Regions from separate parts of the Homo sapiens genome. Here region 2 is linked to region 1. The links are chromatin loops, found by intact Hi-C in ENCODE. Cell type or tissue: PC-9. All regions are shown on one strand.

Evidence for each region. Peaks named below come from ENCODE experiments on the same cell type or tissue, not always from the same donor. Only the 100,000 strongest peaks of a DNase experiment are listed, where the experiment ranks them.
Region 2: it touches region 1 in a loop (4-fold over the local background); 3 of 110 quality-filtered maps call a loop at or near these places.

The regions. Positions count from the first base shown.
Region 1 is chr20:24,927,534-24,935,533 of GRCh38, reverse strand. It overlaps LINC02967 (long intergenic non-protein coding RNA 2967), which reads right to left. Exons shown (of 3, transcript XR_001754563.2): 2 at 4,760-4,895; 3 at 2,549-4,187. Among named protein-coding and RNA genes, the nearest start is that of LINC02967, 13 kb to the right of the region's middle. In PC-9, CTCF peaks have their summits at 4,132 and 4,334; DNase peaks (open chromatin) are centred at 4,913 and 5,433; H3K4me3 peaks cover 2,191 bases; H3K27ac peaks cover 3,772 bases.
Region 2 is chr20:23,917,170-23,925,169 of GRCh38, reverse strand. It overlaps the pseudogene CSTP1. Among named protein-coding and RNA genes, the nearest start is that of CST5, 41 kb to the right of the region's middle. RefSeq lists an enhancer at 6,697-7,488. In PC-9, no CTCF peak of the experiment used is centred here; a DNase peak (open chromatin) is centred at 4,889; H3K27ac peaks cover 1,099 bases.

The DNA of each region.
Region 1 (8,000 bases):
TATTTAAAAAGCATCGAGATCCATATGATACTGATAATGATGACAATGAGAATCATTATAATCCCTCTGCAACCTCCAAGGGCTGTGGGGCCAGTGGGGCCCCTTCTCCCAGGCACTGATCCCTATGCCACATGCCCAGCCATGGTGGTGTCCTTCTGGCCTTCAGAAAGTTCAGGAAGGAGAAGTGGTGCCCAGCCCTTCTCTGCACTGGGAACCCTGCCACCCTCCTTGACCCATGGAATGACATGTTCCTGGGAGGCCTCAGGGGTCTCCTGGGTGCCGGCTGTGGGATGCAGGGGGCTCGCTGGACTTCCCCATACTCTAGTTTCCCTGTCTGTTACAAAACAAACCCAAACAAAAGAAGGGATAAAGGAGAGGTTTGACTGTTCATCTCTTAGGCTTCGTGTGAGGTGGAGAGGAGTGATGGGGCATGGCTCAGTTTGAGCTCCCTGACAGCTAGGTGGTTTTCTGTTATCCTTATAGCAGGAATGGGGCTTCCAAACTCTCAGATGTCAGGTGTGTGTACCCATACGTTCTCTTGCACAAAAACACATGAGGAATGTGGAGGTAAAGAAAACCAAGCAGTCTCTTGATGCAGGACTTCTCAGAGCCTTTAGAAGCATGTATAGTGTGCAGATGCTCATATTCACTTACAAAGGCAGATGGAACTGCCTCTGCTCAGAGCATCTCTGGTGCCATCTGGGGCTTGGGTTTGAGGGCCTTTGCATGGGACAGGTGGGGAGCCACAGAAATGAAGAACAGGGCAATGCCTAGAACTCTGAAGGGAGTTGCGGATCTGTCCTGCAGCTGCCCACCGTGGGGTTTTGAGGGTGCATGGGAAGGAAGGCCTGATGTGACACAGCATTCCTGGGCCTAGTCAAGACAGGATTCCTGTCAGGGCGGGTCCCATGCTGTTGACCCTGGCTGGGGGTGCTAGAGGCTGAGGGCAGTCAGGCCTGTTGGGTGGGCATGGGCCTGGTTGTCGGGGACCCTGAGTTTGGCCCCAGCTCAGCTGCCTCTGTGACTGCAGGTGGCACACAGGCCTTCTGAACCTCGGACTCTGCCCTGCACGAAGGGCCCCAGCCAGGTTCTGTGGGGCTGTGGGGAGTGCCGCACCTGTGAAGCCAGCCTTGGCCTCCATCTCATCTGAAGACATATGGGGGTGAAATGGCCAATGCTGGAAGCCCTGTGAGGGTAAATGAGACAGTGCCCTGGGGCACTTAGAGCAGTCCCCACACAGCACTCAAAAAGCAGCAGCTGTTATAGTCTTGATTGTGAAAAGCCATGTTTCCTGAAAGACATGTCAAAGCAGCCGGCTGTGTGGCCCTGCACCTGCGTTCCCAGGGTCGACTCACCTATACTGACACCCAGAGCCACCCCAAGAGCTGCAGCTGGAGGCAGCAAACGTGGAGGTGGCTGAGTGGATGGAGATCCTCAGAGTAGTTGACATGTACTGATGGCCTCCTGTGTGCGTTCTCACATTGGTTCCATTCATTTCATCATGACCCTTTCAGGTGCATGTGAGTGTCCCCACTTTACACATGAGAAAACTGAGGTTCAGGGCAGTGAGGCTCATTTACTCCCTGCCCTTTCTGACAGCTCAGGCCATGGTCTGACCATCTGCATAGCTGTCTGCTTGCAAATGCATCCATCTGGTGACTTGAGAACATTCTGGAACTGCAAGCCTAGGGCACCGCTGGAGGCTACCCCTTTTCTGAAGGGAAGGCCTGCAGGTCTGACCTGTGACTCCCTGAGTGTCTGTTGTTTCTGCAGAGGCAAGGATGAGTGTGGGGGCCAGAACACGGCTTGGTGGGTTGTGAGTTGGGGTCCTTGCGAGCGGTCATCTGAAGCAAGTGTGCTCAGTTCTGGGAAGGGGACCCTCTGTCCTTGCAGCTGGTGCTGACATCAGCATGGACCTCAGCATGCAGTCCTCACCACACCCAGCTGCAGGGCTGCAGGGACAGCAGGGTGTGGCCATCAGAGCCCCCACTGGGAGGGAGGTCGTGGTTGACCCAGAGTGCTGGGACTGGGCTCCCAGGAGAGGCTGGGAGGGCCGGGCTCCTGCAGGGAGGCATTTGTGCCATGTGGGTGTGGGTTGATGGAATCATGCAGTGCTCATGGTGGGGCTGTCCTGTCCCAGTGGCCCTGCCGTGCCACCCTGTGAGAAGGGCAGGGACCTGAGTTGACTTGTGGCCTCCAAAACTACAGCCTCCACCAAGGGCACCAGGGGGCCACAGGGTAACATAATATCATTAATTACAATGCTAGAAATAATAATGATGAGAGGAAGGTGTTTATAGTACTACGAGGCACCAGGCACCTCCTTAACACTGTATGACTTTCTTCCCTTTTCTCTTTAACAAAATTTATTTTAATTGACAAATACATATTGAACACATATGGTGTATAGCATGAAGTTTTGCAAGTATGTCTGTCTGCACTGTGGAATGGCTAAATCAAGCCAATGAACATCTACACTACCATACATCCTTATTGATGAAGAGAATGTAGCAGGATGAGCTGCAGACAAAACTCTTGAGACACTGGATTAAAGAAGGAAGAGGTTTTTATTTGGCCGGTAGCATTGGCAGACTCATGTCTTAAGAGCCAAGCTCCCCCAAAAAGAAATTCCTAGCCCTTTTAAGGGCTTACAACTCTAAGGGGTCCACGTGAAAGGGTCATGATAGATCAAGTAAGCATGAGGAATGTGACTGGAGGCTACATATATCAGCTAACAGAACAAAAAGTTTTACAGTGCTTTCTCATACAATGTCTGGAATTTACAGATAGTACCAGTAGTTTTTATCGGTAATAAGAAAAAGGATGGCTTAATAGTGCCAATAACACAACTGTCTGCCCATTCATTAGGTAACTGAATGTAGGCTCTCTGCCCACATATCCAGTATAGTCCAGCGAGAGCCATCCAGTCCTGATGAGATCCTGGACAAGCCCCCATTATATCAGGAGCTGGATCAGTGGGCACCAACTCTCAGGCTTCCCAAGGCCATCGGTCTCTGATAGTGGTTCCCCCGCATATATAACAAGAAGTAACATTAAGGGAATGAGCTACATTTTCTGCTAATTGGAGAAACAAATTTTTTATCTTTTTCAGAAGTTCTGGTGCTGGCAGATTTAACTCCTCATAAAAGGTTTGAAACACTGGTTTGGGAGAGTGCTTGTGGACCTCCCCTTGAACTAAAATGGCAACTTGGGGGTTTAACCCTGTCCCTTTGATCCCCAGGGTTACACATTCTCCCTTTTTCCAATGGGGATCTAGGGGATTGGTAATTATTAGTTCTAGTGGGTTACAGTGACTGGCAGCACAGGAGGGGTTGGCTTCCCCTTTCTGAAGATGAACCAAGTCCTTTTTGTTCTTTTTCCAAGTAGCCTAAATAACACATGGCCAAAAGGCACAATTTTCACAAACCCCTGACTCATGACAAACATATTTATTTTCTACTCTGTAGCTCCTTTCCCAGTTAAGAGAACCACATCCTGTTCCTAGCTTGTTACTATTAATGGCTGCACAAGCGTCAAATCTTAAAGTTACTTGTTTGGGGATTCCTTTTTCTTCTGTTCTAGTTATTATTTCACTTGTATCACCTAGGAAAAGGCCAGTTCTTAATCTTATTTCAAAACTGGTGGTTGTAGGGGGCTCAGATGGGTTATAACACACATCAGGTCAGTCATTTCCTGGGCTACATACCTTGTACTGAGTGGCATTATACAAACAAGTCTCTTTTAACGTTCCCATACATTGATAATAACTATAGAACAGAAAGATTGTTTTCATTTGCTGTCCTACCTCACTGACCTGATGAATACACTGGGAATAGTCCCCAGTTTGAGTAAGAACAGTTGAAGCCCTTACTGTAAGTCCAAAATTTAAGAAAAATGAAGCCCACAATGAGCTTCCTCATGCTTCGGCTGTGCGTGGACCAGTCAGCTTCTGGGTGTGACTGGAGCAGGGCTTGTCATCTTCTTCAGGGTCACTCTGCAGGGGTTGTCCAGACTTGGTCTTGCCTCCCAGGATTCAGGCGCTGCAGGTTTTACACGGTTGTGATGGATCCAGGCTAGGATTCTCTCTACGTTCACAGCAGTGGGAGTGATCAGGACGACAGTCTGGGGTCCTTTCCACCATGGGCACAAAGAGGCTACGTTCCAGTCCTTGATCCACACTCGAACACCTGGGGAGAAAAGGTGAACTGGGGAGAATAAGCTAACAGGGTCTCTCATTTACCCAGGCTGAGATTGTTTGTGTAATTTTTCCTAAAGCCTGTAGCTGTCGCTGTAACTCAATTTCACCTAACTCTCAGGAAGTGCCTGGAAGTCCCTGCAATATGGGAAGGGTCCCATGATATAATATTTCCTAAGGGGAATATCCTGTTCTTTTAGAAGGGGTACATCTAATTTTAAATAATACTATAGAGAGCATGTATCCATTTTAATCCTGTTTCCTGACATACTTTCCCTAAACTATTTTTGATAGTCTGATTCATCTGCTCTGCCTTTCTGGAACTCTGAGGCCGGTAGGCGGCATGCAGTTTCCAAATGATCCCCAATACCTTTGCTATCTTCTGTACCAAGTCAGCCACAAACGTTAGCCCATTATCTGAGCTGATCCGTAAGGGCAGTCCAAATCTAGGAATAAGATCTCGAAGAAGCACACAGGTTACTTCACGAGCTTTCTCAGTTAGTGTTGGATAAGCCTCCACCCACCCACAGTAGGTACACAAAAGAACTAGTAAATACTTGTTACCTCCACACTTTGGCATCTCTGTGAAGTCCACCTGGAGATCTTCAAAGGAGGCTGCTCTATAAGCTTGTATGCCGGGGGGGAACAGCTAGACCTTGCCTCACATTATGCTGTCGGCAGGTAACACACTGCTGCGTCACTGTTTTGGCAAGGGTTGACAAATATGAGATGTAGAAATACCGGCCTAACAACTTTTCAAGTGACTCCTGACCTAGATGGGTGGTTTCATGCAAAACCAGTACAATTGCGGCTCCTAGCAGCTGTGGCAGAGCTATTCTCCCGAATAAGTAGCTACAAGATCAAGTGCTTGAGGGAGCAGGGGGTCTGTGACTGATGCCTGGAAGGGGGCAGATGCTGCTTTTCGAGCCTCTGAGTCAGCGCAGGAATTCCCCAAACCCACCAAGATGGAAGCTCGCTGGTGTCCTCTGCAATGCATAACTGCCACCTTGTGGGGTTTCCATGCTGCTTCTAATAATTGCAAAATTTCTTGTTGATATTTTATGTCCTTTCCCCCAGAGTTCAATAGGCCCTTTTCTTTATATAACGCTCCATGCACTTGAAGGGTTAAAAAGGCATACCGAGAGTCAGTGTAAATGTTTACAGTCTTACCTTCACTGAGTTCTAGGGCCCAAATTAAAGCAATGAGTTCAGCTCTCTAGGCTGAAGTGCCCTGGGGCAATGATCTGTCTTCAATAACAGTGTCCAGGGTTACCATAGCATACCCTGCACATCTCTCTCCTTGTGGGTTGATGAAGCTGCTCCCATCCACGTATAGTTCCCAGTCTACTGATGCCCAAGGCCGGTCTCAGAGGTCAGATCTGCTAGAGTAGACTGAGTCCAACACTTCTACACAGTCATGCTTGACAGGGCTCTCTGATACTGGGATCAAGGTAGCAGGGTTCAGGGTGTTACAAACTTTAATGGTTATACAGGGATTTTCACAGAGCAAACTTTGGTACTTGGTGAGTCTAACATTCGTTAGCCAATGATGTCCTTTAGTATTCATTAATGTCACCACAGCATGGGGAGCCTTTATGTTCAGGTTTTGCCCAAGAGTCAGCTTATCTGCTTCTTGTACTAGCAGGGCAGTTGCTGCCAAGGCCCTCAAACATGGGGGCCATTCTTTAGAAACCCCATGTAGTTGTTTAGAGAGGTAGGCCACCGGCCTCGGCCAGGGCCCCACAGTTTGGGTTAAAACTCCAACTGCCATCTTTTCTCTCTCTGACACATACAATGTAAAAGGCTTTGTCAGATCGGGTAGCCCCAGGGCTGGGGCTGACATAAGTTTTTCCTTTAACTTATGAAAGGCTTGTTGTTGTCGGGATTCCCATTCAAAAAGTTCCTGTTCCCCCCACTTTGTGACCTCATACAAAGGCTTGGCTAATACTGCAAAGTTTGGGATCCACAGTCTGCAAAACCCCACAGCTCCTAAGAATTCTCTCACCTGCCTTCTGGTCTTAGGCTCTGGTAGATTGCAAATGACCTGCTTTCTTTCTGATCCCAGGCTGCGCTCCCCCTGTCAGATAGTAAATCCCAAGTAACGTACCTGCTGTCGGCAGATCTGAGCTTTTTTCTTGGACACTTTATACCCACAGTCCTCCAGGTGCCAGAGTAGGGCATCTGTTCCCTTGGCCCACCCGACTGCCGTGGGGTGTCCCAGCAGAAAGTCATCAATGTACTGGAGCAACATGCAGCCTAGGTCTCTGGTGGGAAACTTCTGGAGGTCTCCTCCCCCAAGATGGTGGGGGAGTTCTTGAACCCTCGGGGAAGCTGGGTCCAAGTGTACTGAGTAGTAACACCTGACTCTGGATCTTCCCACTGAAAGGCAAACAGTTTCTGGCTCTCAGGGGCTAATCTGATGCTAAAGAAAGGTCCAAGCAGGTGAGCCAGCTGTCCTCAGCTGGCAGCAACCCCAACAATGTGTACGGGTTAGGTACTGTTAGATGTAAAGTCACTGTAGCTTGATTAACCAAGTGCAAATCCTGTACCGGCCTTTAGTCCTTGGTCCCAGGCTTGGGAACAGGCAGGAGGGGAGTGTTCCATGGAGATTGACAAGGAGCCATAATTCCAAAGGTTCTTAGGCGCTTGATGGACCTGGATACCTTCAAGAGCTTCTCTGGGGACCGGGTACTGTTTTTGCCTAACTGGCTGGGCCCCAGGCTTAACTTCTATAAGTACGGGGGCTTGGTTGACTGCCAACCCTGGAGGGTTGTCTTCTGCCCACACTCTTGGCCACCACTTGGCCTGGCTCATTAAGAAAAGTCTCCATTCCTCCTCTCGGGGGACCGTAAGGGTCATAATAACTCCCGTTCTGGGTAACTTTAGCAGCAAAGAGCCATGCTCTGTAAAAGAGACAGTGGCTCTCAGCTTGCTAAGCAAGTCCCTTCCCAACAAGGGCAAGGGACAGTCAGGCATGTACAAAAACTGATGAATCACTTTATGTCCTCCTGCAGTACAAGTCCGGGGCAAGCAGAAAGCTTGCTTTGCTGAAACCCCCATGGCTCCAATTATGTTGAGTCTTTTTGGATAAGGGGGCGACCGGGGTGGTTACTACAGAATGTTCAGCACCGGTATCTAAAAGAAAATCAATGTCTTTACCCCCAACTTTCATCCTGACCACAGGCTTTTTGGGGGCCCTTGAGCCCAGTCCCCCTCATTCCAGTAACCCTTCTGCCAGGTTGAGCAGGGCCCCATCCTCCTTGTCTGGGGCCTGCTGCTCTGAGTCACCTTGTTTTCCTTTTAGCTGAGGGCATTTGTTCTTCCAATGTCCTATTTCTTTACAATAAGCACACTGGTTACACTGCAAGCTCTGATAGCCAGGCTGAGTTTCTTTTTTTTTTTTTTAATTACTGAAAATAACTTTTTATTTTATTTTATTATTATTATACTTTAAGTTTTAGGGTACATGTGCACAATGTGCAGGTTTGTTACATATGTATACATGTGGCATGTTGGTGTGCTGCACCCATTAACTCATCATTTAGCATTAGGCATATCTCCTAATACTATCCCTCCCCCCTCCCCCCACCCCACAACAGTCCCCGGAGTGTGATGTTCCCCTTCCTGTGTCCATGTGTTCTCATTGTTCAATTCCCACCTATGAGTGAGAACATGAGATGTTTGTTTTTTTTGTCCTTGTGATAGTTTGCTGAGAATGATGGTTTCCAGTTTCATCCATGTCCCTACAAAGGACATGAGCTCATCATTTTTTATGGCTGCATAGTATTCCATGGTGTATATGTGC
Region 2 (8,000 bases), 1.0 Mb after region 1:
GCCCACCTCTCCAGATGCATGATGCAGAGAAGGCAAAACATTTGCCTAAGGTCACCAAATATCTGGAGCAGCTGTCCAGCTACCCTAACCTTCCACTTCCCATCACCCGCACTGGACTTGGCTCCCGTAGCTCCTGAGAGTGCCCACCAATGCTGTCTGTCCTGTTAGGATTACAGCAGTCATTGATCAGGACAGCTGGCCCTCCCTGCAGCACATGCTAGTGTCCTGACAGAGGATGACCATAGGTAATGTCATCACATTCAGGGGTGCAGGTCAGCACTCCAGCCCCTCTTCCCCCACATTCCACTCACCACTACCCTCCCCCTATCTGGGTGACCTGCACCTTCTTCCTAGTGATAGAAGTTAGGAGATTTGTGATTATTTAATCTTACCCTCTGTACAACACATCTTCCTGAGATTGGAGCCCCAGTGGCTTCAAGAAGCTGGGGGCCACAGAGAAGAACCAACCCCCACACTTGGGAGATGACCATTGTGCTTGGAAGTACCTGGCCAGGGGCTGACCCCTCTTTCTCTTATCTGTGGAGCTCCCAGTCTTTCTTGTCTAACTAGGAGGCATCATGCGCTGCCCTGTTTGAGGGCCTTCCTTCCCTCACCCAGCAGTAAACACCATCCCTGGGCCTCCTACTGTATCTGCTGGGGTGCACAGCTTTTCTAGGGGTGCTGGATTCACAGTGGGTGAGAGGGTCACTTGGCCTTGGGTAACAAGTTTCCCAATCTTAACAATGAATATGAGCATCCGTAAGTAATATTGTTCCCACTGCCGGGTTCCTGCTGATCCAGCCCCAGCCATGGCTGAGACCCAGGATTACAGCAGGTCTGGGCTGACACTGGCCAACCCTCACCTCCACCACTCCCAGGAGAGTCCTCTGGGTCCCTGGCAAAGGCCCAGAATTTCCTGGCGTTTCTGGCCAAGGCTGCCACTTCACCATAAGGGATTTGCCACAGGGTCACCTTTAGGCATGGAGGGTGGGGTTGAGAGAACAAAGGGAGCAGCTGTCTGTTCAGAGCCTCCTTCCACCCTCCCCACTCCTGGAGTCACATTCCAGCCCAGGCCCGCAGCCATCCGAGCTGGGGACTTTGTCACCCCACAGAGCACCCAGCTGACCCATCTCCTCATCTGGGGAGAAGGAGAACTCACAATCCTGGCAATGAAGCAACTCAGGGCTCGCTGGAAAGCCACGCTGAGCAAAGGACAAAGACACACATGGGCTCTCTCTGCAGGACTCCATTCCTGGGAAGCTCAAGGACAGGTGACAAAGGAGTCTACAGGGCTGGATAGGGGCTGCCAGGGTGGGGTGGGCACGAGAGTGGGCTTGAGAGGCAAGAGGATACCATCTGGGGCAAGGCAGATGTCACAGGTCTGGACAAAGTGGTAACACAGGTATATGCATTTATGAAATCCCCCAAGTTGGGCACTTGCAATTGGGCATTTTATTGTATGTAAATCCGACCTCATTCACTGTAATGTCATAAAGTCAGATGAGTTTTCCAAGCAGTGAAGAGAGGAAAGGAGCCCGAAGTGTGGCTCCCACATTCATCCCGCGGCTGCTGATCCCTGTACTGCCAACTCTTACCACCTGCCAGGGGGTCTCCCTGCACCTTCCACTTGGCCCCACCCCCAGTTACTGTGAGACTCCAGGTCCTTCTCTTCCCTGCTCACGTTCCCTCCAGGGGCTTCCTCTTCCTGGAACAGGCACACTCAGCCCCACCTCAGGGCCTTTGCACTGGCTGTTCCTGCTGCCTGGAGCTGTTTCCTGTCTAAACAGGGCTTCTCACCTTTCCAGTCTCATAGAGACCTCCCTGACCAGGGTCCGGTGGCACCCATCTCTCTCCACCCTCCATTCTATTTCACTTCCTGCAGAACAGATCTACTCCCCTCATCTGATCACTGCTCCCCATCTCCACACACACCCTAACTTCGGCTGTGCAGTTCCACAGCCACCAGCCACAGGTGACCATGGGATGTTGGAAATGGGGCCAGTCCAAGATGACACTTGGTCTAAGTGTAAAAATTTCAGAGACTTACACATACCCAAAAGAATGTAAACTCTCTTATTAATAATTGTTGTTCCTATGTGTTGAAATAATATTTTCGATATATAAGGTTAAAAAAGAGATATTCTTTAAATTATTTTCACCAGTTTCTCTTTTCTTTTTTCAATGTGTTTCCTAGAAAACAGAAAATTGCTCATGGGTTCATGTCACAATCTGTTGGGCAGCGGCTCTGCAATGTCACGTCCATAGCTCAGTCACCCAGGCTCCATCCCAAGCTCTAGACCACATGGTGCTGGGAGAAGTTGGTGACAGGTTTGTTTATTAAATAATGAGTTATGAAAAGAGAACCCACTGACTTTTTCCCAAAAGGTTAATTCCTTTATGTTTGGCAAAGAAGTTCCCCAGAACAGGGAATGGACAAGGTCTTCCAGGAGTGTTTAAAATAGTCTCCCTGCGCCAGGGATTCCCAACTTTCACCAAGTGCTCTCAGATTTCCCTGACATCTGAAGACCCCAGGATGCCAAGCCTTTTATTTTTCCCTTTTCTAAGGAAGTAGAAGGTCACCTTGTTTCACAACACAGACAGCAGTGTCACCTTTCTGGAGACCAGGGTGACCCAATCTTGGGAGCACTGGGAAGGAAGGGCAAGACTGAAGTGAGCTGGGGATTGGAGAGAGGAGTTAGGAGAAGGGGGAGATGGAGGAGAAGGGCCTGGAAGAACAGGGGGACTTAGGCAGGGAGAGAGGTGAGGGGAGATGGAATGGGAGACAAAGGAAAAAGAGGAGGGGCAGAAAGAGAGGGAGAATCTAGGGGCAGGGCATGGAAGGACGTGGGGCTGGGGGCCCCCAGGCTGTCTTGCTTTTATCCATTTATCCTAATGCACAGCTGCCTGCTGGTCTGGGCTCCCTGCCTCAGGATCATGCCCCTTCACTCTCCTGCACTTCCCCCTTCTCACTCTTTGTCCTTGTCCCAGCAGACCACAACCTGGCCCCTGCACACTCCACTGCCCTTGCTGGCTGCCCTGTTTGTGGCCCTAGCCTAGAGTCCCCCAGCTCTGGCTAGAAAGATCATTCAAAGTGACATCTGTGATGCAGACCTTAATGATGATAGATGGCAGCATGCCCTGGACTTCGCCATCAGTGAGTACAACAAGGAGAGAATGATGAACACTACAGTCACCCCGCAGGTGCTGCCAGGCCAACAGCAGGTGGGTGATGCCACCACCCAAGGGGTCCTGAGTCCCAGCCAGATTTGCCCCCTAACCCCAAGAGCATTCCCAGCAAATCAGCACTGACACATTCATGATCTAATGCTCAGACTCATTCAGCTTTCTCTGACTGTCTGTTGACAGCCTTCATGCCCTAGGACGCTCCCGGGCCATGAGTGCATGAGCTCAGCCCTGTCCTGTCCACTTGGCCTCCTTTAACCTGCATCAGCTCCTGGGTCTGTGCCATGACCGTGGCATTTCCCAGGGTCCAGCAGGTGTGGATGGAGACTATGCTGGCTCTGGGTGGGCTTGGTGCTGCTCAGGATGAGATCCAGGCCATAAGGCTCATCCTCCTCCCTGAGTCCTCTCTGCAGGGGCCACACCGGAGCCTAGCTCCTTGTCCTGCAGAGCCCTGCTTCCCTCCCAAAGTCACACCCCTGGGCACAACCCCCTAGGGCGAGTGGCCTTCACCCTCAGGCTGGCTGACCACCCCCGACAGCCCAGGGCAGCTGAGTTCCTTCTGGGGTGGAGCACGCCTGACCCTGCTTTTGCCAGCTGACATAGCATCAGACCTCAACCAGATGAGGACAGCAGTCACCCAGCATAGTGGAGGAGGGGGTCAGGTCGGGAGGGAGCTTCAGCAGGGCTACTGGTTCCATTTTGACCTGCATCCCATGGCACAGCAACAAACAGTGACACAGCCTTTGGCTCTCCTCCACCTTCCCTTGGAAATTCAGAGGAGTCCAGACCAGCCCCGTTTCTCCTCCTGCAGCTGTCAGCTGGGGCCCTCTCCCTGCACAGGAGGGGCACTCCCTGCTGCCAGGATCCCTGCTGGCCTGTACCCCTCTCTCAAGTGTGACACTCACATGGGATGATAAGGATCACTGGGCCCTGAAGCATGTTTTACAGTGAGCAAACTGACACCAGAGAGATCTCAGGACTTGCACGTGGTCCCCGGGGCTCCTTGTCTCACACTGCTTCACAGTTCTCACCATTCATGTCTGGAGGAGGCCTTGTGCAGGGAAAAGGGCTCAATTCCACTCTGCAATCACAAATATAAGACATGCAGGTGTGCTGCTCACTTTAGAAATATTGCTTCCAACAACACACTTAGAATGGAGATCCTACAGAGACAATATGTTATTGGCCTAAAACATCTGTGCATGTGAAGCCTCTCATTTCCTGCTGTATATGAAGCATAAATAAATCTAGGTTAATAGAGGGAATGAGATGCTCTATGGGCTGGATGCCAGGAGCTGGAAGTTAGCAGAAATTTCATCATCAGGTGACAGCCTTCCTAGGACAGGTCAAGTGTCCCTGGCCTCTGAGCCACAAGTAGCAGAAATCAGTTAATCCTTTGCTGTGGGAAAGAGCATTCACTTGCTGCTTAAACCCGCCCTGCAAACCTGGTGCCAGGACTGTTTCTTTGCCCCACCCTGGCTGGCTCCCCAGAGCTGTGCCTTCTATTCCTGAATCCAATGAAGGGGGTTTTAGGCCTTGGCTTCCATCTGCCCTGCCCTTGCTTCTCCTCCTACTGGGCTGCATGAGACACCTTGTTTCAGTTACTTAGAGAAAACAAGTTATCAGGGAGGCCTGGCGCCCGGGGCCACTGCCAGCCAGTGTGTATGCCTTGTGGGTGACAGTGTGGGCGGTTCAGAAAGGCAGGCATGAAGCCCCAGGCAAACCCAGTGACTCAATCACAGTGAAATGCCTGTGTGTGCACGGAACTGACAGTGTGCTTCCCATGCACCCTGCTCTTTCGTGCTTGTAGATGTGGGCTGGGTGAGCTACTTCTTTGATATGAAGATAGACCTAACCACATGCACTAAGTCTCAGCCAGACTTGGACAACTGTCTCTTCAGTGACCAGCCACAGTTGAAGGAGGTATGTGACTGATGTGGGTCAGGGATGTCAGGCAGTGCAGAGGGGTGTGAGTGGTGTGTGTGTGTGTGTGTGTGTGTGTGTGTGTGTGTCTGCTCCTGCACATGTTTTGAAGGGAATGGAGCATGAGTGCAGATGCATGAAAGCCATGCATGCATGGGTGTGCGCATGTGCCTGTGGAGATGCATGTGGGTTTGTGCACACACGTGCAGGTGCCTGTTGTGAGGGGCATGCATGTGTGTGTGAATGTGGAGTTATATGTGTACATACATGTATGTGGGGGTGGTATGCATATATGGGTGTATGTGGAATGGAGCATGTGTGTGCCCACATGTGGGAGGTACATGAGAGTGTGTGTGTATGTGGGTAGATGGATGTTTGAGGGAGTATGCATGTGGGTTCATGCATAGATCTGTGTGGGTGAGGGTTGGGGTGAGCTTATGGAGACGCCTATGTGTGTGCAGATGAGGTGGTGTGGAGACGGGTGATTAATTTGATTTGCTAAGAGGGCTTTAGCTTGGGAATGGGGGTACTGGGAGCTCCACCCTGTGTGCTTTGGGGTATTGCCTGCTGGACTGGAGGAGGGCTGGGTTCTGGTCAGAGAGAAGAGGCTCTGTCTAATCCCAGCCTCATGCACCTGCCCACAGCCACAGCCTCTCTGAGCAGATTAGAGGGAATTAAATGCCTGTTAGCAGTGAAGCCCTGGACCTGCCCCAGCTCACCCAACACCAGCTTCTCTAAGAACCCAGGATTTCTTGTGAGGTCTCTGTTCAGGGGAGAGCCACACTCTCCTTGTCATCTCCTCACTACCCTTTTGAGTTACAGTTTCCAGTTCCCTGGGTTCTTCCCTCTGGTCCCTCTTAGTGCTGGCCTGAGTGCTGGAGGTGGAAGGAGCTGGGGGCAGTGAGCCACCTCCCCCTGCCCTGCACCCTTGGGGCTCCCGAGGCCATGCACAAGCTCGGGTTGTGCTGGGGCAGGAATCCTGCAGGCTGGGGTGGGGGCCCAATGCCACCTGGTGACTTGGAGCCTTGAGAGGGGTGATGGAACAGTCACTGTGCAGTCGGGCTCAGTGCTCTGGGACTCAGCGGGGGAGGGTGAGAACCCAGTGTCTCACCTGGATCTGTCCTTGCCCCACTCTGAAATGATATACCTGGGTGTCTTCTGATTTAACTGCAACCCACACTGATTGTCCCCCTCTCTTTCCTTTCACAGAAACAGTTCTGCTCTTTCCAGATCTACGAAGTTCCCTTGAAGGACAGAATGTCCCTGGTGAAATCCAGGTGTGGGAAAGCCTAGGGGTCTGTGCAAGGCCAGCCGCACTGACCACCTCCTACTCCCACCCCCTGTAGTGCTCCCACCCGTGGACTGGTGGCCCCAACCCTGGGGGAGGTCTCCCCATGTGCCTGCACCAGGAGCCAAAAGAGAAGGCAGCAGGAGGACTTTGTTGCTCAGCAGGGGGCTCTGTCCTTGCTCCTTTTTTCTTGCTTCTCACAGCCCCCCACTTCCTGCAATTAAACAGTAGCATCGCCTCCCTCTGAGTTCTTGGCTGTCTAGGGATGTGCACACAGAAAGGTTTCCGCAGTTCCTTTATGAAACCTCCTTGTCCTGCTGGTGTGGAGATCAGAGGAGTATCTGGGAGCTGACATGGCCACAGCAAGGCTGTCAGGGGAGCTGCTGCTATAGGAGACCTGAGCCTCAGAGCAGGGAGCGAGCAGCCAGGGGCTCGGGACCCAGGCCTTCAGCTGCAGCAGCCCCTGGTGAGGGGGTCAGGGAGAGGAGTGGGCCCAGGCTGCTGCCCGCGAAGCTGGGCTGCTGTTTTGGTCTGAGCTCTTGGTCAGACCAGGAGGAGGGGGCTGGCTATATCCACAGCCAGGGGCCAGGCCTCAGTGGAGCTCGCCAGGCCGTAGATTCCATCTGTGCTTGCAGAGTTGAGCAGACTCCAGGGACTGAGCTGCTCTCATCAAATCCCCTAGACACTAAACATATAGCAATCGATGTGTGCTTCTTTCCATAGGAGATTTTAGGCCCCTACATGGAAACAAAGTCCAAAAGTGTGTGTTTGTGTGCGTGTAACTGATTGGAAGAAATGCCAACCAGACCAAGGATGGGCAAGATCACAGAGAAAGCAGCGCCTGCTGTCATCCGTTCTGGGAGGGTGCAGCCCACGCTGGGAGGCGGTGCCCTATGAAGGTTTTAATAATTCGCGCCCACAGGTCCATTATCTGGACTTGAATTGAAAACCAGTCCTCATGTCAAGCTTAATGTTAGGGATGGAAAAGTTAGAACACAAGCAGGACTGCCATGCAATGGACTCTCTTCTTTTTCCAAGGAGGTTCTATTTAATAAATAGAACACATCCTTTTCTTGTCAGCATCATCCTGTAGAATAGTGGATATTTGTGTCACAAAAATCCACTAAGATGTAGCCCGTCCTGCACAGCCCTTCCTTTTGCCATTTCAAGACAGAGGAGTGCAGCCCTCACGGCCAGTGCCTCTGGGGCAGGGCTCTCAAATATCTTCCATGCCTACAGCTGCAGTGAGGGAGGGCTGCTGCCATGAACAGTGAGGGTAAAATGCCAAAGGGAAATCTGCCCAAACAGCCCTGAGGCCAGCACCCCATATGCTACCCTAGAAAGCCAGGAGGAGAATGGTCTGACAGGGACAGTAGGAAGCATCTGCTTCCATTTGCTCTCCACCGCGATGGGATTTAACAGAATCTTTGGGATGTAGGAATGAAGCAGAGCCCAGGAGGCCATGAGCTGGGGAGATGTAAGTCTGGGCCTCAACCTTTCGGTGGAGGGTGTGCTTAGTGATTCATGCTTTTGCTGGGAGACAGGTGCAGAGGGCAGAGCAGCAGGTGGTGGTTGGTGGAAAAGTCTTCCATGCAGCGAGGTGCTC